Linked DNA regions of Homo sapiens: region 1 is linked to region 2. A link is an interaction called in ENCODE POLR2A ChIA-PET data of the cell type or tissue named here. Cell type or tissue: GM12878. All regions are shown on one strand. Links, peaks and the distances in the headings refer to the core of each region. The heading gives the core; the rest is flanking DNA. Region 1 has its middle 210 kb from the start of ZNF326. Region 2 has its middle 160 kb from the start of ZNF326.

The links. ChIA-PET counts read pairs that join two places held together with the same protein. Peaks named below come from ENCODE experiments on the same cell type or tissue, not always from the same donor. Only the 100,000 strongest peaks of a DNase experiment are listed, where the experiment ranks them.
Region 1: POLR2A ChIA-PET joins it to region 2 with 6 read pairs; 2 of 35 experiments call an interaction of 5 or more read pairs at or near these places.

What each region holds. Positions count from the first base shown.
Region 1 is chr1:90,196,598-90,207,179 of GRCh38, forward strand. No RefSeq gene overlaps it. Among named protein-coding and RNA genes, the nearest start is that of ZNF326, 210 kb to the left of the region's middle. In GM12878, for the core only: no CTCF peak of the experiment used is centred there; a DNase peak (open chromatin) is centred at 5,045.
Region 2 is chr1:90,148,481-90,159,062 of GRCh38, forward strand. No RefSeq gene overlaps it. Among named protein-coding and RNA genes, the nearest start is that of ZNF326, 160 kb to the left of the region's middle. In GM12878, for the core only: no CTCF peak of the experiment used is centred there; no DNase peak of the experiment used is centred there.

The DNA.
Region 1 (10,582 bases), core at 2,818-6,817, 51 kb after region 2:
AGCTCAGGGGGCAATCCAATGCCACTGAAGGGTGGCCGGAGACTTTCTTGGTCAATGCACCTTTCTTGATTAGTGCACCCTGGGGTTGGGAGCAGACACTGGGATCAAAGTCCTTCTCTATCATTTTCAAGGTCCTCCATATTGTTTGGATTCAAAAGATACTATGTGTACATCCTAAGAGTGTGCTTTTAAATCTATCCTCACTTATTTTAGCAGTTAGTGGAGCCTCCTCCTTGAACATCGCCTATGATTACCTGTCATGATCAGCTTTCAGGGCTGTTGCCAATTTTTGTCCTTTTGTGAATCTTTTTGATTACTTGGATCAGAAGTTGAAGAGTGAATGGGCATTACAGGCATTGCTCTATGCCCCCGTCTTTCTCCTGGAGTCCTGTCTCCTGTATTGAAAAGAGTCAGTGAGAGGAGAGTAAAAGTCTGATCTTGTTTCTCTTATTTTCTTGTCTAAAAGTTTTTGTTAAAATTGTGTCATTTACTAGAAAAACAATGTCCTTTCTCTCTAATCTCCTCTCATTTGCTGTTTTGAATTTGAATTTTTGTCCTCATTTTCAGTTGTGAGCCGTAATCTCTTCCTAGTAATTCTGAATCGGTGTTAACAGAGTGGCTAATGCACTGATAAGCAGCTGATTTAGAATCAGAAGGTCAAGGGTGGAATCATCTCGCAGTTGCCATGATTTCTCTTTTCCTCAGTATATTGGAACAGGGACCATTTCACATTTTTCTTCCTACCCTGCTTGCCTAGCACGGTACCTGGCACAAAGTAATAGGTCAAGACACGTAGAATAAATACTCCTTCTAGGCACTCTCTTTACAGGTGGCCTTTTTTAAAATTTTTTTCTGTCCTGGAGATTTATCCCATACTATTTGCATCCTGGAGTCTCTGTGGCCCTAATTATTCTTCTCATTCAAAGCTCTTCTGGAAGCTGACTTCTGTAAAATCTGCCCCTTCCATGGGGAAGGGGGATGGAGAGAAAGAAGATAAAGGAGAAGAGACTAAAGGAAAAATACAGGAAGAAGAGAGGAAGCTGTGCATTCCTTTATACAAACGCCTCTCCTCAGTGACAGTTTAAGCTGTTGTTACCTTTGAAAAAAATCATCCCTGTTTATAACCATTAATAAGTGATGGCCATAAACTACAGAGCAACGAGAGCACCAGTAAGGTTTGAGGAGCAAGATTGAAAGCCATCTCGACAGAAAGTCAACTGCATCATTTTTAAGTGAGCACAGCTCCAAGCAACAGCAGATATTTAACAATTAATAGTGGGTAGATAAAATGCCCCACTGCTCTGCCCGAATATGACCTGGACACTTATAAGCAGAGATGGAAACCATTCGGGGGACTTAGAAATTCTGGTCTTTGACCTACAGGTCTGTAATGTATCAGCCAAACTTTTACATGATGATACATTTGTTTGTATAATACAGAGTGAGGTCAGGTGGGACCATCCCTTCCAGCTACTTAAAATGTCAAAGGCCAAATTCTGCACTATGATGAGCAGTTATCAGAACTCCTAGCCCAGCCTGTCAATAGATTCTTGCCTCCTTCTGTTTTTTTTTTTTGTTTGTTTGTTTTTTAAAGCAACATATAGTTGTTTACCAGCTGCATACTATTACTAGATTCCAGCCTCTTTGCTTTTACATCTATAGGTTTGGTCAATTATTGCAATAGCTTTTTGGTCTTGCTAAGAAAAGCCATTTAAATTTTTCAAGATTTCCACAGACAGGTAGTGATTAGAATATATTGTCAAATCCCTTCTTTTTTTTTTTTTTTTTTGTCACATAGCTCACCTGCCAACTTGTTCTTGTTAATTCATCTCTTCCAGCTTATGCTTGTTTCTACACTTAGTTGTGGGAAGATGAGGTGACTGAGCCTGAATAGGAGATAGCAGCGGTAGCTGAAGCAAGATGAAAATGAACGATATTTTCAAATCCTAAGCAAGGCGGCAGAGGCCAATAATTACATTAAAAAGGCCCTCTGTAGGTAGGTGCAAATAGGCTAGTCTAAACAAGTGCCGCTGTTTTAATATGGGCTGTTGGAGAGATGTCATTACCTGACGAGACTGCCACCTTTCACCTCTAGCCATTGTGATCCGTTAGGTCTCACTAACGGGGAGCGTGAGGAACTTGTTTGCAGGGGATTTGTTGTCTCACGCTCAGAGGCAGCTGAGAGACTTGCCAAATGACAGGAAGACGCTTACATTCACAAGGTGTGATTGCCTAAGTGTTTGTCTGTGTCTAATTAGTTTGCCTTTGCTGGTTGGTAGCTCCACAGCAAGGAGGCAGATTGACTCTGCAGGCTGTAAGCAAAGAGGGTTGATTGGTGTTGTTATCATTTGTTTATTTAACCCTCCCTCAAACCAGGAAATCTTCTTTAAAGAAAAGCCTTTTCTGCTGCCTCTGAAAAAGGCATTAAAAAAAAAGAAAGAAAAGAGAAAAAGAAAGAAAGCAGCTGCCACCAAGGCTGAGGTTGTTACGCTGTCCCCTTTATCGCGTACTGGTAACAGGCAAGTCCACTGGTCACAGATGCTCTTTGTTCAAGAGAACACGCACAACGTTTTGCTCGGAGATGATGGACTTGATGCTCACATCCTTTAGACTGAGGAGGAGAAGATTAATTTGAGACCAATGCTGCTTTTTCTCTCTTCAATTTTATAAACAACAGAGGAAAGAAAAGCAGTGGTCTGGGCCCCTGCTGCTGCTGCCTTCTAGAGCTGCACACACCCTGCAGAAATATGTGCCGAGAAGTTAATTTAAAGCGGGGAATTTGGCTTGAGTCTCGTTGGTTGCCTTCCTGATGTGCATCGGTGGGTCTGCCATAACAACTACTGTTGACAGACATTCCTGGGCCTTAAATCTTTTGGGTTTGGGGTGCCCTTTTAGATCAGGCCCTAGGGAAGCCATGCCCCCTTCCTTACCCCATGTGCACTTGTCCTCAAAGCTGCCTCAAATGTGAGCCAGAGCTCAGGGGATCATTACTTCAGGTAGGTTTTTACAAGCGATCAGGTTTCCCAAGGACACAGCTTAACATCAGTTCATACCCTCAGATATTTGTTTGGCTAGCAAAGATGATACAAGAATTGTTATTTTCTTTTTATGGGTTTGCTTTTTCCAATATGTGTGAGCTCCTCATTAAGGCATCCTGCCTTATTAACCTAACACAGTAACCAGCACTAAGTAGGTCCTGAGTAAACACATCCTGAATAAATGAGCAGGGTTATAGGAATCAACAATCATATTCACTTATATTTTATTTTTCAGCTCAATTTCTTCAAATGTTCTTTGTTACCTGTTAGAGGACATGGTGTGCCTCCTGTCCCCCAGGACAGATTACAATAATAGCTAACTTTTATTGAGTGTCTACTATGTCCCAGGCACTGCAATAACTTTATATATACCATCTAATTTAATCCTCACAGTAACCCTCTGGGCCAGGTGCTATCGTCATTTCCATTTTATAGATGAGTACACCAGGTCTCCATGACTCTAAGTAACCTGTCCAAGGTCATACAGCTGCCACATGGTGGACCCAAGACTTAAATGTAGTTCTGCCTGACTTGGAAATCTGTGCTTATAACTAGAAAGGATATTCCTTATGGCTCTGTGTGTGCACTGAGGGCCATGTGGCAATCGTGACAACCCAACCACAAAGAAAGGCAAGAACAAAGCTCAGAGAGAGTGAATTGTGTGCTACGGCACATTGCTAGAGTCAACAAGGGTCAAGCTAATGTATGAAGCTCATGATTTAGAGTAAGTGGGGACACTTTTGTGAAATGTATTCATCATTCTGCGAGCTCTGAGTATAGCATGACTTTTCTGGGGAATCTGAGACATCTCATGAAATCAAGGGAGACTTCTCAAAGAAATCATGGTTTTATTGTTACTGCCATATTTATTTGCTCCCTACTTATAGCTTATACTTTTTAACAGGCATATTTTGGAGAGGAAGCGCTAGCACACAAAAAGCCACAGGCCAGAAACAAAGCCAATAAGCCCCAAAGGAATGACAGAAATGGAGTGTGGTGGGCAGAGGGAGTAAGCAGTGTTTGTCTGAGGAATGAAATGGCACTATTAAAAGGGTGGACATTGAGCGGGAGGCAAAGGAGCAGAACAGCAAATGGCAGAAGAAATGTCAGGGCATCCAGGAGTTCAAAGTCCCTCTCATGTTAATGTTGCCACCGAGAGAGGGCCTAGGCATTGCTCTTACCCTCTTAGCCGTGTCCTTGCTGCACTTAGGAATTCACATTTCACAGCAAGCTCAGTCTCCTCAGTCCTCACTTCTTGCAAGAACTGTTTGCACAAGATTAGAGAAATAAGTATAATTCAAGAAGAAAATAAATAACAAATATGCATACGAAGCCTTGCCAAATCTCCATGGGAGGCAACAGGAAGTTTTCTTGTAGCTCCTCTCTTTGTAGTCCTCTCTGCTGAGCTGCCGCTGGCCACTAGAATGTGCCTTCATCATTGAAATCAGTGGGCTGTCCCCAGAATGCTGGATCACCTGGCAGGGGAACAGGGGTGAAGACAGCTGTTCTATTTCTGCTACTACTGTCACCCACTTCTTTGGGCAACCATGCCATATCATTTGCTCACTTGATAGTCTTGGAATTTTAGAGGTGGATTCTTACATGGTTTGGTGTCTAGTTCCTTCAGCCCAAGGGCAAGCTCGGGGTAAGAGATGTCTGGAATGATAGTGTCATTTATTTTGTGTATACTTATTTTATATTATTTTTAAAATAATTCATTTTAGAGCATTTGTAGTGTTAGTCCATAACTCATAGGAAAGTAAAAAGCAAAACCAAATAACAAAAACTTTTTCTTCACCACAGATAGTTTGAAAAGCACTCATTTGGAGTACTTCTAAGTCTTTGCAGGGTTGGAGAAAGGAAAAATTTTCAGATCTTTTCTTCTATCTCTCTCTCTATCTCTCTATCCCTATCTGTGTGTGTGTGTGTATTTTTCTGTACTATTGGAATGTATTTCCTCCCCTGACCTAGCTGCCTTCTTTTGTTTATACATACAAGCATGCGCACACACACACACTCACACGCACACATACACACATCAGCATTCACTGTTACCTGACTCATTAGGCTTAAGATTTGACTTTCACTTTCTCTAACAATCGACCAAATGAATCCACGGCTATAGTAATCTTTCTTTGTTTATTTCAATGCCTTTCTTAGGAATGAATCAAAGTACTATTTGTTGCTGGGTGCAGTTGCTTCTGCCTGTAATCTCATCTACTTGAGAGGCTGAGGCAGGAGGATCGCTTGAAGCCAGTAATTTGAAACCAGCCTGGGCAATGTAGTGAGACCCACACAAAAGAAAGGAAGAAAAGAAGAAAGAAAGAGAGACAGAGAGAGAGACAGAGAGGAAGGAAGGAAAGAAGGAAGGAAGAGAGAGAAAGAGGAGGGAGGGAGGGAGGAAGGAAGGAAGGAATGAAAGAAGGAAGGAAGGAAAGAAGGAAGGAAGGAAGAAAAGAAAAGCAAATGTAAAAAATTGTGTTAAATTGTGATTATTTTATATGAAAAGGAGCCTGTTTAGCATACATATAAAACTGGCAGGTTGCCAAAATAAAAAAAGCTGCCCGGACACCTCTAAATGGGTCAATGAACCATAAAAAAAAATCTCTGGAATAAACAGAGGGAAGAAACCCAGTCCAGTCTCCTGCCACCATAACCTGAGACTGTATTTTCCAAGTTGAGTGAATTTCATTCATTAACTTACTCAATAAACATTCATTAAACAGCCAATCTAAGATGAGAAGTGAGTTCCAGCCCATTGTTTTCATAAGTGCCTCCAGACTTCATGGTGGTTCTCTAGAATTTTCTTTCTTCTTGAGAAGACACATCATGTGGTCTCCTCCCAACCCAAGCCAAGACTGGCAGAATCCACAGCTGATTCCTGAGCTGTTGGGGAATACAGAAGTTTTAGTAGGGTATTGAAGAAGAATGCCTGTGGACTGCCTATGACCTATGAATGAATGAATCATGAATAGTCTTAGGCAAGATACAAGGGTTTGTGAGTTAGAGTTGACAGTGGGCTAAGAGGTGACCTTGGAAGGTAGTTGGGAGCATGAGCTCTGGGTAGAAGTGGGGTTTAAGGGTTTGTAAAGGGAAAGTCTATATTTTATTCTGCATACTTTTGGTAAGTGCTTATTTGCCAGATCCTGATCTAAGTGCTTTACACACATTATCTTATCATCCTGACCACACAACAACCCCGTGAAGTAGGCATTATTGTTATACCTAGTTTACAAAGAAAAGAATGGAGACCTGGGGAGCTCACACAGCAGAAGAATGATGGGGAAGGATACAAGCCCAGACTATCTGACCTGAGCGTCTAAGTCCAGGGCCAGTGCTTCTCAGTCTTTAACACACATAAGAATCATTTGAAACACTTATTAAAACACAGATTCCTGGACTCCAGCCCTAGAGATTCTGACCATCAGTATGTCTAAGTGGGATCCAATGTTTAGCATTTCTAACTAGCTCCCTGGTGACGCTGATGCTGCTGGTCCTTGGACCACACTTGGTGTTATTGTGAGGCCCATACTGTTAACCATGAAGGCTGTCTCTAACCTTCATCTCTCTACCTCCCCTCTATTGCTCTTCCAGCACAGAGGGCACTAACCCTGCTGCAATTGACTGAATGTTTGTTCCTCCCCAAATTCACATGTTGAAATCCTAACTCCCAATATGATGGTTTTAGGGAGTGGGGCCTTTGGGAGGTAATTAGATCATGAGGGCAGAGCCTTAAGAATGGAATTAGTGCCTTTATAAAAGAGACCCCAGAGAGCTCTCTTGCCTTCTTCCTGCTATGTGAGGATATAATAAGTCGGTAGTCTGCAATCTAGAAGAACCTCACCATGCTGGCACCCTGAACTCGGAATTCCAGCCTCCAGAATTCATGAGAAACAAATTCCTGTTGTTTATAAGCCCTCAAGTCTAATGTGCTTTGTTATAGCAGCCTAAGCTGACTAAAACCACTGCTTAGTTCTTTAGGTTTGCAAACCCAAGTCTCATCCTGGCTACTTCTCTAGTAAATCCAGCGGTGAAAATTTCACAATACCTTTGTCTTTGTGTGTGCTGGGGAGGTAGAGGTCCAGGCAAAATAGAATTCATTGCTTTGTGTTCCAAGTTACTGATCCAAGTAAACACATTTTGTACCCTGCACTAACCTTACCTAATGCAAAGCAAGGCATCCAAGAACTGCTGGGGTTCCTGTGGGAACTGGCATCTCAGGAACTGCTTTCCAGCCTGCCCACTGGGTATGGGCCACCACAACACTACTAACAGCACACGTATGGACACCAATGATTAATCTTGTAAATAACTTTGTAAAATACTCCTGCATGTGGCTTAAACATTGCTTGTAGCTCCTCACCACCGGAGAGTTTGTGGATCCCCAGAGTGTACATTTCAAGGTTCAATTTTCATTCCCTTTTTCTTCTGAAATAAACAGATTGAATTGGCTTCTTGCAGTGTGTCACCAGGTCTTTCCATCCAGAAGTCTGCAGAGGCTTTGCAAAGCCCCTCCCAAAGGAATGAATTCTGCAGTCCTGGCAGGAGGAGATGGTTTGAGCCCTGACTCAGCACCACCTGCCTCTTACTCTTCTGGGTTTTCAATCCCTCTGCTGCTAAGCCCTGAAGAATATGCTGACCTCCCTTCCTGGAGGTGCTGCAGGGATGGTAAATAAGCAGAGCACCTGAGAAACACCAAGTGCTGCCCAAGAATGTGTGATGACCTTACATCATGCCACCATGGCTGCCCCTGCCTCGGCTGCCCTGCAATAAAGGAAAGTACAATAAATCACACCCATACAGACACAGTAAGGAGTTCATGTTCCTCCAGCCATTCTTTCTAGTGTGTCGGGGTAAAGCCTTTCCACAGACAGGGAAGGACAGTATTTTCTTATAAAAATCAAAGAACACACAAAACAAACAACACATAGAAGAATATGGTAATTTTCATTTAGTGTATAAAGAGCCTAACTCAAGTTCAAGGGTACTTCTTTTCCAGTCTACAGATTGCATTATAAGTATATCAGGAAAAAATGTACGTCCTGGTGAAGGAATGGGGGGTGACAAGTGCAGAGAATCAAACACACCTGCAGTAATGGGCTGCCTCCCCCAGACTCAGTCGATTTGTTGTTTGATTAATTTCCTTGATATGCCTTTACTTAAAAACATTTATTGAGCATTTGTTATGTTCCTAGCGCTGGGCTAAGCCCTGGGAATTCAGGAATAAAAACAGCACAGCCTCTGTTCTTAAAGTGCTCTAGCTTGGATGGAGCATACAGACAAGTAGAAAGAGGAAGCAGAAACCACTGTGCTGAGGCTCACACATAAGACCTGGTGTTGTGGGAGACTCCCTTCCATCTGGGGGAGCTTGGGGGCTGAATATGTGAATTCTGAGGTTGAAACTTTCTTTCCTGGATCTTGAACCAGAAAATAGACTTGTGTACGCTAGGCCTGTAGTGAATTCCTAACATGACCCTGGTACACAGGGAGGAAAGGTTTCCTCACTTCACACTGTTGTGGCATTTAAGTAACTGGCAGAACTGCTGGGTACATGCTCTGACCACTGGGAATGGACTTCAACATGGTGCTGGGTATTTAAAATACATTTATTGTTGTCAAGGCCTTTTTAAATGTGTGGGGTCCCACTGAGGGCTTAGAAGGCCTGGAGAATGGAAAAGATTGGGAAAATGAGAGGAAAAAAAGACTGAGTGGGTATTGGGAATAAAAAGCCTGAAGAGTCAGAGATGGGATATGGAATCTGGGGACTAAGGTAGCCATGCACCCATAATTTACTGCATGAGATCACCTCCTGTGAAAATAGCTGCAGGCTAAGGAAAGTGGTCATCTCCTTAGAGTGCTGGGAGGAGATGCCCCCGTCCCCATCACTCATGGTATAGGGTACTGAACAGGTTATGTAATTACTCTCTGATACCCACCAGTGTTTCTCAAGGCATGATACTGAGATCCCTTCCCCACCCCCATTAACTGAATCACCAGTTGCCTGACACAAATACAGATTCCTAGGCCCACTCACTCTAAAACCAGTGGTTAAGTTTTGGGTGGGGCAGGGACCTTGGAATCTATATTTTAATGAACACAAGGTGATTCTAACACTTCCTGAAATCTGAGAGCTACTGATTTGGTATAGCTACCATTAGCTATTTTATATGATTTTGTGATTGAATCATGAAATGTTAGCCATCCAAGGCAAAAGATCCTTATAAATACAAGAACATCATTAGGTCTCTAGTATTACAATTGTTCTGATGTGGGTATCTTCAAAAATGATTTCAGTGGGCTTGTTAGAAAATTCTTTCCATCACAGTCATTGTTCTGTCTGCTAGTAAAATATACTCCTGTGATTTTTGCTGATAATAGCCATTCTTTTTCTGATTTCCTGTAGGTACAGCCACATCATGGGAAGAGCTCAGCCTTTAGAATCAGGCCAAGTTGGGCTATGTCCTAGCTCTGCCACTTACAAACTGTGGGACTCAGACATGGAATTTCCCTCTCTGTCCCTTAGTTTTCTCATCTATAAAATGGCAACCATAATGCCTACTTTGTAAGGCTATTGGGAGAATTAAGAGTTCATCTGACAGTGTCTGGCACATAGGCACTTGACAAATATTTATTATTACAAAGTCTTTGAAATTGCATCTTTCCCTTAAATTTGACAACTTAGTGGCAGGTTACTCTTTTATAATCTTGACACAGCCCCACTGTGCAAAGCTCCCTGATCTCAGCTTCACTAATTTGTCATGTGAAATGACTGTGATGAAACAAATTGTAATTACATAGAAAGATCACTTAGAATGTTAGAGTAGCTGCTGTTGCTTGTTTCTGTGCTGTTTTACTTGCATACTAATTGACACTGCCTCCTTAGGTGACCAGGTCAAATGCCTAGGACTGTGTTAACTATTTTCCAACAGCTAACATAAGCAAGAAACAGAGGAGCAGGGTGACTGCTTAAGCTAAAGGAAGTTATTTCTTCACCAATTTTTGCCACTTTTTAAATTTTGTGATCAATTATCAATTCAGTGGAAAAATGTGAATAGTTGCCATGTAACACATACACACACACACACACACACACACACACACACACAAGCATGTCCTTGGCCAAGAGCAGACAATTTATATTATTCATTCTTTATAGTGAGCGTTTATAAAATTTCATCCATTTATGAGAATAGTTACAAAATCTAGGGAATTAACAGGAAAACTGGACAAGACTTCTACTGAGTATTGTTAAGTGCCAGTTAAAGTGTACTTCTGGGTAAAATGAGTAATAAAAGTTGCCAAATCTAAAATTGGTTGACTGAAATTTATTCTTAGTTTTACAATAGATCTTAACCAAAAGTTTAGAGCTGTGAGGGCTTTTATGACAAAATATGTATATATTTAAGTTTCATTGGTTGCAGAATTACATCAGATCCAACTGATGTAAATGTAAATTTATTCAGTGGAAAAAAAACCCCACTACCATAATGCATTCATTTGCATGTGCAATGCCAGTTCAATCTTTCTTTCTCTCTCTTTTTTTT
Region 2 (10,582 bases), core at 171-4,170:
AGACATCTCTAAATGGCAAGATCAAACTCAATTCATGCAATAAATAGAGAGGGTCCGTTGTTTGGGCAGCCTGAGGCACAGGTCATACAGTGATGCTGTCCATGTGGCTACTGTTACACTTCCTGAAGCCACTGATGGAGACCTGTTTTCTCCCTTCTCAACTCTGGATCAAGTTTGGTTTCTTGGGGCTGCTTAACCTATTAAAACCTGGGCCACTGCTGGGCTTGCCATGACTTTTTGCAAATTAAAAAAAGCAGACCATTTGGGGTCTACCCAGCTCAAGGTACATGAAGTGGTAAGCATAAGGTACCTTTGAGTAATGAAAGAGACACTTCTTCAACTGAGTAGTTGCAAAACTGCCAAGGCTAGTAGATTTCGCTAGTAGATTTCATCTCTCACGCACCCCTTCAGCCAGAGCCCCTTGTGCTTTTTACAAACTACAGTTTGCATATGTCAGTCCTAGATGGAATAACTACACCTACTTCTCCTGAACTCCTCTACTTGGAATAAGTGGAACCCTTGTACTTCCCTCTTTGGATTAAGCGTACTCCACTTTATTCCCTTTTTAAGGAGAATGGGAGGCGCTGTTTACATTTCCTTTGATTTTACTCATACCTTGAGTGTGTGTATCCTCTGTTTAAAGGCCCTACATTTAGACAAAAAAAGAGATATTGCTTCAAGTTCCTTTTCTTATCAGACTAACTCAGAGGAGGACGTGGCACCTGCCGTGTTTTGGGAAACCAAACTGATGGATATGCAGAATACATTCCCTGGTTTATGTGGAGCCTGGAACTGGTAAGATGTATCCCAGTGCGGAACTGAAAAATGACTCCCCCTATTGGTGGGGAAAGGCGTGAGTGATGCATTCTTCGTCAAGACTCAGATTCCTAGTGTTTATGGAAAAACACTTATCATAAACTTAGCGTTTATGATACCATACTGGGGCATGATAATAGCCACTAGACATAGCTACCCTTTACTTTGTGTCATACATTGTGCTATGCACCTATACACATTATGACAACCGATGAAGAAACTTTGCCCAAGATCATGTAGCCAGTATTTGGCAAAGCCAATAGACTGTAACCATCAAAAATTAAAATCTGGCAGGGCACGGTGGCTCACGCCTGTAATCCCAGCACTTTGGGAGGCTGAGGCAGGCGGATCACGAGGTCAGGAGATCGAGACCATTCTGGCTAACAGGGTGAAACCCCGTCTCTACTAAAAATACAAAAAAATTAGCCGGGCGTGATGGCGGGCGCTTGTAGTCCCAGCTACTCGGGAGGCTGAGGCAGGAGAATGGCGTGAACCTGGGAGGCGGAGCTTGCAGTGAGCCAAAATCGCACCACTGCACTCCAGCCTGGGCGACAGAGCGAGACTCCGTCTCAAAAAAAAAAAAAAAAAAAAAAAAAAAAAATTAAAATCTTTGTTTTTATCAGAACCTAGAATTAATTGTGCGTGGTTATATTGTAGATGCTTAATAGATATTCACTGAGTGGAGGAAGCTGGGCTTATAATGCAGGTCTATCTGACAGATTGACAGCTAATGCATTATTATATAGTCTTTACATTGTGCCTGGCTGACAGTTTTACATATATTAACTAATTTGCACTACAAACCTATGAGTTAGATACTATTATCACCAATGTACAGATGAAAAACCTGAAGCATAGAGAAGCACCTTTCCCAGGGTCCGGAAGTGGTGGAACTGGGATTTGAACCAAGGTAGTCTGTCTTTAAAGACTGTTTTTAACTAATAGCTCAATCATCTGCGTATACATTTCCTTTATATTCTCAAACTTTGGTGTATATAAGAACTGTTGTACCAGGTTGTATACATAAAAAATGTACACTGTATTTTATGGGGGAGTTAATGAATTTTCAAGGGTAAATTTAGCCTTATGAGTTAATATTAGAATTAACTTCCTCATAACATGAAACTACATTGTGTCATTTAATTCTCACAACATTGTAAGTTGGATATTTTTATCACTTAGGACTCTTTTTAAAATTTGTTTTTTATTTCAATAGGTTTTTGGGGAACTGGTGATGTTTGGTTACATGAATAAGTTCTTTGGTGGTGATTTCTGAGGTTTCAGTGCACCCACCATCACCCAAGCAGTGTACACTGTACCCAATGTGTAGTTTTTTTATCCCTCACCCACCTCCTAGCCTTTTCCCTAAGTCCCCAAAGTCCATTGTATCATTCTTATGCTTTTGCATCCTCATAGCCTAGCTCCCAATTATGAGTGAGAACATATGATGCTTGGTTTTCCATTCCTGAGTTACTTCACTTAGAATAATAGTCTCGAATTCCATCCAGGTTGCTGCGAATGCCATTATTTCGTTCCTTTTTAGGGCTGAGTAGTATTCCATTGTATATATATACCACATTTTCTTTATCCACCCATTGATTGATGGACATTTGGGCTGGTTCCATATTTTTGCAATTGCAAATTGTGCTGCTATAAACATGCGTGTGGAAGTCTCTTTTTCGTATAATGACTATTTTTCTTCTGGGTAGATACCTAGTAGTGGGATTGCTGCATCTGCTTTTAGTTATTTAAGGAATCTCCACATTGTTTTCCACAGTGGTTGTACTAGTTTACATTCCCACCAACAGTGTAAAAATGTTCCCTTTTCAGCACATCCATGCCAATATCTATTATTTTTTGATTTTTTGATTATGGCCATCCTTGCAGGAGTAAGGTGGTATCACATTGTGGCTTTGATTTGCATTTCCCTGATAATTAATGATGTTGAGCATTTTTCCAAATTGCTTATTGGCTATTTGTATATCTTCTTTCGAGAATTGTCTATTGATGTCCTTAGCCCACTTTTTGATGAGATTGTTCTTTTCATTCCGATTTGTTTGAGTTCTTTGTAGATTCTGGATATTAGCCCTTTGTCGGATGTATAGATTGTGATGATTTTCTCCCACTCTGTGGGTTGTCTGTTTAATTTGCTGATTCCTTCTTTTTGCTGTGAATAGTTTTTTAGTTTAAGTCCCATCTATTTATCTTTTTTTTTGTTGAATTTGCTTTCGGGTTTTTGGTCATGAAGTCTTTGCCTAAGCCAATGTCTAGAAGGACTTTTCTGATGTCATCTTCTACAATTTTTATGGCTTCAGTTCTTAGATTTAAGCTTTTTATCCATGTTGAATTGATTTTTATATAAGGTGAGATATGAGGATCCAGTTTCACTCTTCTACCTGTGGCTCGCCAATTATCCCAGCACCATTTGTTGAATAGGGTGTCCTTTCCCCACTTTATGTTTTTGCTTGCTTTCTTAAAGATCAGTTGGTTGTAAGTATTTGGATTTGTTTCTGAGTTCTCTATTCTGTTCCATTGGTCTACGTGCCTATTTCTTTCTTTCTTTTTTTTTTTTTTTGAGACAGAGTCTTGCTCTGTTGCCAGGCTGGAGTGCGGTGGCATGGTCTCTGCTCACTGCAACCTCTGCCTCCCCAGTTCAAGCTATTCTCCCTGCCTCAGCTTCCCAAGTAGCTGGGATTACAGGTGTCTGCCACCACACCCACTAATTTTTTGTATTTTTAGTAGAGATGGGGTTTTGCCATGTTGGCCAGGCTGGTCTTGAACTCCTGACTTCAGGTGATCCATCCGCCTCAGCCTCCCAAAGTGCTGGGATTACAGGTGTAAGCCAGTGCGCCTGGTCTGTGTGCCTATTTTTATACTAGTACCATGCTGTTTTAGTGACTATGGCCTTATAGTATAGTTCAAAGTCAGGTAATGTGATGCCACCTGAATTGTTCTTTTCATTTAGTCTTGCTTTGGCTATGAGTCTCTTTTTTGGTTCCTTATGAATTTTAGGATTGTTTTTTCTAGTTCTGTGAAGAATGATGATGGTATTTTGATGGGAATTGCATTAAATTTGTAAATTGACTTTGGCAGTATGGTCATTTTCACAATATTGATTCTACCCATTCATGAGCATGGGATGTGTTTCCATTTGTTTGTGTCATCTATGATTTCTTTGAGCAGTGTTTTGTAGTTTTTCTTGTAAAGGTCTTTCACCTCCTTGGTGAGGTGTATTCCTAATTACTTCATTTTTTTGAAGCTATTATAAAAGGAGTTAAGTTCTTGATTTGATTCTCGGCTTGGTTGCTTTTGGTGTATAGCAGAGCTACTGATTTTTGTACATTAATTTTGTATCCTAAAATTTTGCTGAATTCATTTACCAGTTCTAGGAGCTTTTTGGATGAGTCTTTAGGGTTTCCTAGGTATAAGATCATATCATCAACAAACAGTGACAGTTTGACTTCCTCTTTACTAGCTTGGATGCCCTTCATTTCTTTCTCTTGTCTGATTGCGCTGGTTAGGACTTCCAATATGTAGTAGCCCATTCTTATGCTGCTAATAGACACAACTGAGACTGGGTAATTTTTAATGGAAAGAAGTTTAGTTGACTCACAGCTCAGCATGGCTGGGGAGGCCTCGGGAAACTTACAATCATGGCAATAGAGGAAGCAAACATGTCCTTCTTCACATGGCAGCAGCAAGGATAAGTGCTGAGCAAAAGTGGGAGAAGCCCCTTATGAAACCATCAGATCTTGTGAGAACTCACTCACTATCACAAGAACAGCAGCATGGGGTTGACAGCCCCCATGATTCATTTACCTCCCACTGGGTTCCTCCCATGACACATAGGGATTATGGGAACTACAATATAATATGAGATTTGGTTGGGGACACAGCCAACACATATCATTCTGCCCTGGCCCCTCTCAAATCTCATGTCCTCACATTTCAAAACATAATCATGCATTCCCAACAGTCCTGCAAATTCTTCACATTCTGGCATTAACTCAAAAGTCCAAGTCCAAAGTCTCATCTGAGACAAGGCAAGTCCCTTCCACCTATGAGCATGTAAAATCAAAAGCAAGTTAGTCACTTCCTAGATACAATGGGGTGTACAGGCATTGGGTAAATACAGCTGTTCCAAATGGGAGAAATTGGCCAGAACAAAGGGGCCGCAGGCCCCATGCAAGTCCGAAATCCAGTAGGGCAGTCATTAAAACTTAAAGTTCCAAAATGATCTCCTTTGACTCCATGTCTCACATCCAAGTCACGCTGATGCAAGAGGGGGGCTCCCACAGCCTTGGGCAGCTTTGCCCCTGTGGCTTTGCAGGATATAGCCCCCTTCCCGGCTGCTTTTATGGGATGGCATTGAATGTCTGTGGCTTGTAGGTTTTCTGCTGAGAAATCTGCTGTTAATCTGATAGGTTTTTCTTTATAAGTTATCTGATGCCTTTGCCTCACAGCTGTTAAGATTCTTTCCTTCATCTTGACTTTAGATAATCTGATGACTATGTGCATAGGCAATGATCTTTTCGCAATGAATTTACCAGGTGTTCTTTGGGTTTCTTGTATTTAGATGTCTAGATCTCTAGCAAGGCCAGGGAAGTTTTCCTTGATTATTCCCTCAAACATATTTTCCAGACTTTTAGATTTCTCTTATTCCTCAGCAACACCAATTATTCTTAGGTTTGGATGCTTAACATAGTCCCAAACTTCTTGGAGGGTTTGCTCATTTTTAAAAATTCTTTTTTCTTTGTCTTTGATAGATTGGGTTAGTTTGAAAGCCTTGTCTTTGAGCTCTGAAGTTCTTTCTTCTGCTTATCTGATTATATTGCTGAGACTTTCCAGTGCATTTTGCGTCTTTCTAAGTGCATCCTTGATTTCCAGAAGTTGTGATTGGTTTTATTTATGCTAGCTATTTCACTGAAGATTTTTCCTTTCATATCCTGTATCATGTTTTCAATTTCTTTAATTTGGAGTTCACCTTTCTCTGGTACCTCCTTCATTAGCTTAATAACTGACCTTCTGAATTCTTTTTCTGGCAATTCAGATATTTCATCTTGGTTTGGATCCATTGTTGGTGAGCTGGTGTGATCTTTTGGGGGTGTTAAAGAACCTTGTTTTTTCCTATTACCAGAATTGTTTTTCTGGTTCCTTCTCATTTGTGTAGACTATGTCAGAGGGAAGATCTGGGACTCAGGGCTGCTGTTCAGAATATTTTGTCCCACAAGGTGCTCTCTTGATGTGGTGTTCTCTCCCTTGGGATGGGCTTCATGAGAGCCAAACTGCAGTGATTGTTTTGCTTTTCTGGGTCTAGTCATCTAGAGGTGCTACCAGGCTCCAGGCTGGTACTGGGGAGTGTCTGCAAAGAGTCCTGTGATGTGATTCATCTTCAGGTCTTTCATCTGTGGATACCAGCACCTGCTCTGGTGGAGGTAGCAGGGGAGTGAAGTGGACTCTGTGAGGGTCCTTGTTTGTATTTTTGTTTAGTGCACCAGTTTTGTGTTGGTTGGCCTCCAGCCAATAGGTGGCACTTTCAAGAGCACATCAGCTCTGTTTTTATAGGGAGGATCAGGTGGTAGGTGGGGCTATAGAGCTCCCAAGAGATTGTCCTTTGTCTTTCACAACCAGGAAGAGTAGAGAAAGATCATCAGGTGGGGGCAGGGTCAGCCGTGTCTGAACTCAGACTCTCCTTGGGTGGGGCTTGCTGTGACTGCTGTGAGAGATGGGGGTGTAGTTCCCAGGCCAATGGAGTTATGTTCTCGGGGGATTATGGCTGACTATGCCGCATCACGCAGGTCACCAGGGAAGTAGGGGAAAGCTGGCAGTCACAAGCCTCACCCTGCTTCCATGCAGCCCGCAGTCCTAAAGGCTGGTCTCACTCCCACTGTGCCCCCCAACAGCACTGAGTCTATTTCCAGGCATCTGGAGAGGAGGGCTGAGAACTTGCTCCAGACCACCAGCCTCATCATTGAGCAAGCAAGCAGTCTCATAGTTTTTCAGAGTCTCGGGGAGCCTGCAGTGATTATTCAGTTCCTTCAAAGGGTCTGTGGATTCTTTCAACTTTCCTGGTATATTGCTGTGCTAGTTCTTGGAGCAAAAGTTCACTATGTGAGTCTCCACATGCTGCTCTGTCTGTCCAAGTGGGAGCTGCAAGTTAGTCTTGCCTCCTATTCTCCATCTTCATCCAGGGAGTCTCACTTAGAACTCTTAATTGAAAGTTATAGGAACACATTGGTACTAGTTTAAGCAAATGAAGTTACTTTTTTCTCCATGAAAATGTAAAAATCAGATTTACTGAGATATAATTTACTTACAGTAACGTTCATCATTTGTAGTGTACAGGTCTGTGTTTTGATAAACCCATACAGTTTTGTAGGCTCCACCACAATCAAGATATAGAACATTTCTGACACCTCAAAAGTTCCCTTATGGGCTGGGCTCAGTGGCTCACACCTGTGTTCCCAGCACTTCAGGCAGCCAAGGCAAGTGGATCACTTGAGCCCAGGAGTTTAAGACCAGCCCGGGCAACATGGTGAAACCCTGTCTCTATAAAAAATACAAAAATTAGCCAGGTGCAGTGGCTCATGCTTGTAGTCCCACCCACTTGGCAGGCTGAGGTAGGAGGATCACTTGATCTTGGGAGGTGGAGGTTGCAGTGAGCCAAGATCACACCACTGCACACCAGCCTGGGCAACAGAGTGAGATCATGTCTCAAAAAAAAAAAATGTCCCTTATGCTCTGTGATGGTTAATATTGAGTGTCAGCTTGATATTAACAAGTCCAAATTCATAAGGAAGAAATTGATTGGCCCGAGTTGAGTCAGGTGACCCATCCCCAAATACTACTCACCTGCCCTACCTCAAACAAGTCTACAGTGTCCAGAATGATGAGGGTTGAGTGGACTGGACTCTAACTGTCCCAGCTTGGGTCAAATATAGGTCTTGGTACAATCAAACCAAAACTGCAGAGTCATGAGTACAAAAATAGTTGCTGATGACTCAGTACTATCACCAGGTGGATAAGGTGTGGTGGAGAGAAAGGTCTTCAAAAAGGAGGGAGGAGACAGGGCCACATTATGACTTTTGTGGGCCCTTGTCACTTAACCCCTTGAGACCTTGAAGGGAGCTTCATAAAATATTAAAAACTATATTTTATGATTGCTTTGATATAGTGATGAATATAATCCAGGCTAGATTAAATTACTCTTTTCTTCTGACTTTAAAAGAATTTTAATTTTTTTTGTCTCCTTTAGGTATTGTGGGCTGTAGGTACTGTGCCTTCTGTGCCTAATAGATAAGTCAGTGCTAAGCAGAGAAGAAATAGGATAAGTATTTACTAAACACTATCATTCCAATTTTTACAAACACAGAAACTGATGCTCAGTGAGGTGATCATGGAATACCTAGTAGGTCTTTTGATTCCAAGACCTGTGTTTCTTCAGTGTGGCACATGAAAGAGATTTCAAGTTACGCTCTATCTAGCACAACCCCTTCAGGCTAATTGGCTGTGCTCTTCAGTGGTGTCAGGAGTAGATAGACTTTCTTGGTCTCAGCTCTCTCCATCCTGTCAGTTATTTTCGGATTCTAATTCCTCTCTTGACCCCCTCCTTTGGCCCCCCACCTCCTCACTGCTGGAAGAACTATGTCTTCTCTCCATGCTTGCCTGAAGTGCAGAGGCTGGAGAGCTAGTGTTCTGGATGAGATTGAGGCTGCACAATCAGACGTTCCTGACTGAGGCTGGGAAGGCAGGAGTGGAGCCCTGTGAGCCAGAGTCAAGTCTCTGCTGGCCCACGGCATGGGGAGCATTTAGCTTTCCTGCTGAAGCAGAGGTCCCAGTGCCCTGGCCCTGGCCCTTAGGGCTTTGACTGGCAGAGAGTAGGGCATCCACCTTGCTGGGTCAATTGTGGTAGAGGCAACATGGCTTTGGAGTCAGCTACTTAGCAGCCACTTCCTTGTTCTCCAGGTTTCTAGTTCCCCAGCTTCCTGGGGGTGGGCAGCAGAAGCTCCCTTGGAGCTCCTGGCCTGAGATAGGACTGACTTTGGGATTATTTTTTGAAGGTTAGTATGGAGTTTCTCAGTCCTCCAGTGAGTTTGTAAATCATTTCTGTCAGGAAAACCAATTATAATGAATTATGTTATCTCCAACTAGACTGTGCTTGAAGTGTGATGGCCACACAGGGGTGGTGAATTAGATCAGCGACATAGGAAGGGCTTTCCAGGCAGGGTCATGGCATGTTCTGTGGCATTGATCAGTTTTGAAACTAAGTCAAGGACTGTGTTTGGTCAGGATCTAAGGCTGTGAGGAGCCCTCACAGTGCAGCCCATGGTGAGCAGTTCTTATAAGAATCTCACCAAACAAACAAGTCAACTAACTGAGAACTTACCAGCTGAGCTTGGATGCACCCACATCTGTGCAGAGCCGATTCATATCTTCCCTCCCTCCCTCCCTCCCTCCTTTCTTTCCTTCCTTCCTTCCTTCTTCAAAATCAATCCGAGTTTCTGTTCCATTTACAGATATGTGCCATTCTATAAAACTTTCAAATAAATAGATATTCTCAAAATGTTCACATAACATGGTCCCATCTTACCAGGAAGGGATCTGCATTTCTTTAAAGGTTAAATGTTGAAGCAGGCCAGTCCTTAGATAAAACAAACTGGGAATTACTAATGCCAAATTCACAGTACACCAATTTAACATTAAGTGGCCATCAACCTGATCTTGAACAAGAACTGACCTGCATAGAAGCCGAATTTTTCTGCTGGGTCGGAAGGGACAGTGTGTTCAGACCAGGCTTTAGCCAGGGATCTGTATGTAGAGACCATTCCCTACTGTTGTAATGGCCTGGTCAGGTAGAGGTAGCATGAATTATTCATGCAAAGAAGACAAATTAGAGTTAGAACCAGGTGCTCTGCTTTCCCTAGTGAGGACTCTGCCAATCATGATAAAGAAGGAACTCTCACTCAATCAAGCCACAGCCTACTGTTGTATGTGCTTAACCCAGTTTCCCTAACTGGGCTTGGAAATGGATTAGTGGATGATGAGCTTGTTTTAAAGGTGATGTAGTCTTCAAGAGAGAGGGAGAGTTACTTCCACTAGTGGTTTTAAAATTGAAATGCAAAGTTCAAAATGAATTGCTTTAATAGCATTTGCCATGAAATGCCTGTTAAATAATGTTACGCTCATTTTGGAGAAGTTGCTGTTGCTTTCAAGGTGTAAAAACTACTAATTCAGACGTATTTTCAGACCAGAGCATACCTTTCTGGGGACCCATCGTTTTAGGTCCCTAAAATGGAAGAACTGCAAAGGACTTAGTAATTTGGTTGGTCAGATTTGTCAAAGTTACTCCTAGGCCACTGTGCCTTGGGAATGTGAACAAACTAGTTATTATTAGAGACTTAAGACTAGGTGTGATAAAAGGAAACAATCTCATCATGCCTGCTTTTCAGCAACCCCAGGGCGTCCATCTCCAGGATGAGTGGTCCTGACTGAAAATTGTGAGGGGATATGGTGAAGGTTTAGAAGTCACATCCGTGCCACTAAACAGGTCTATGTGATGATCTTCCTGCTCTGCATTCTTATCTGTTCTTCAAATTTTTCCTAAGCATAGGAAAAAATGAAACTAAGTAGCTGTCTTCTAATTATTAAGATCTTTAAAAAATTTTCCATATCATGGATAAGTAATAAGTCAATCAATAAACATTTATTAAACACTTGATATGTACAAGGCACTGCTAGGAGCTCGGGTGAATTCCCCAAATCATAA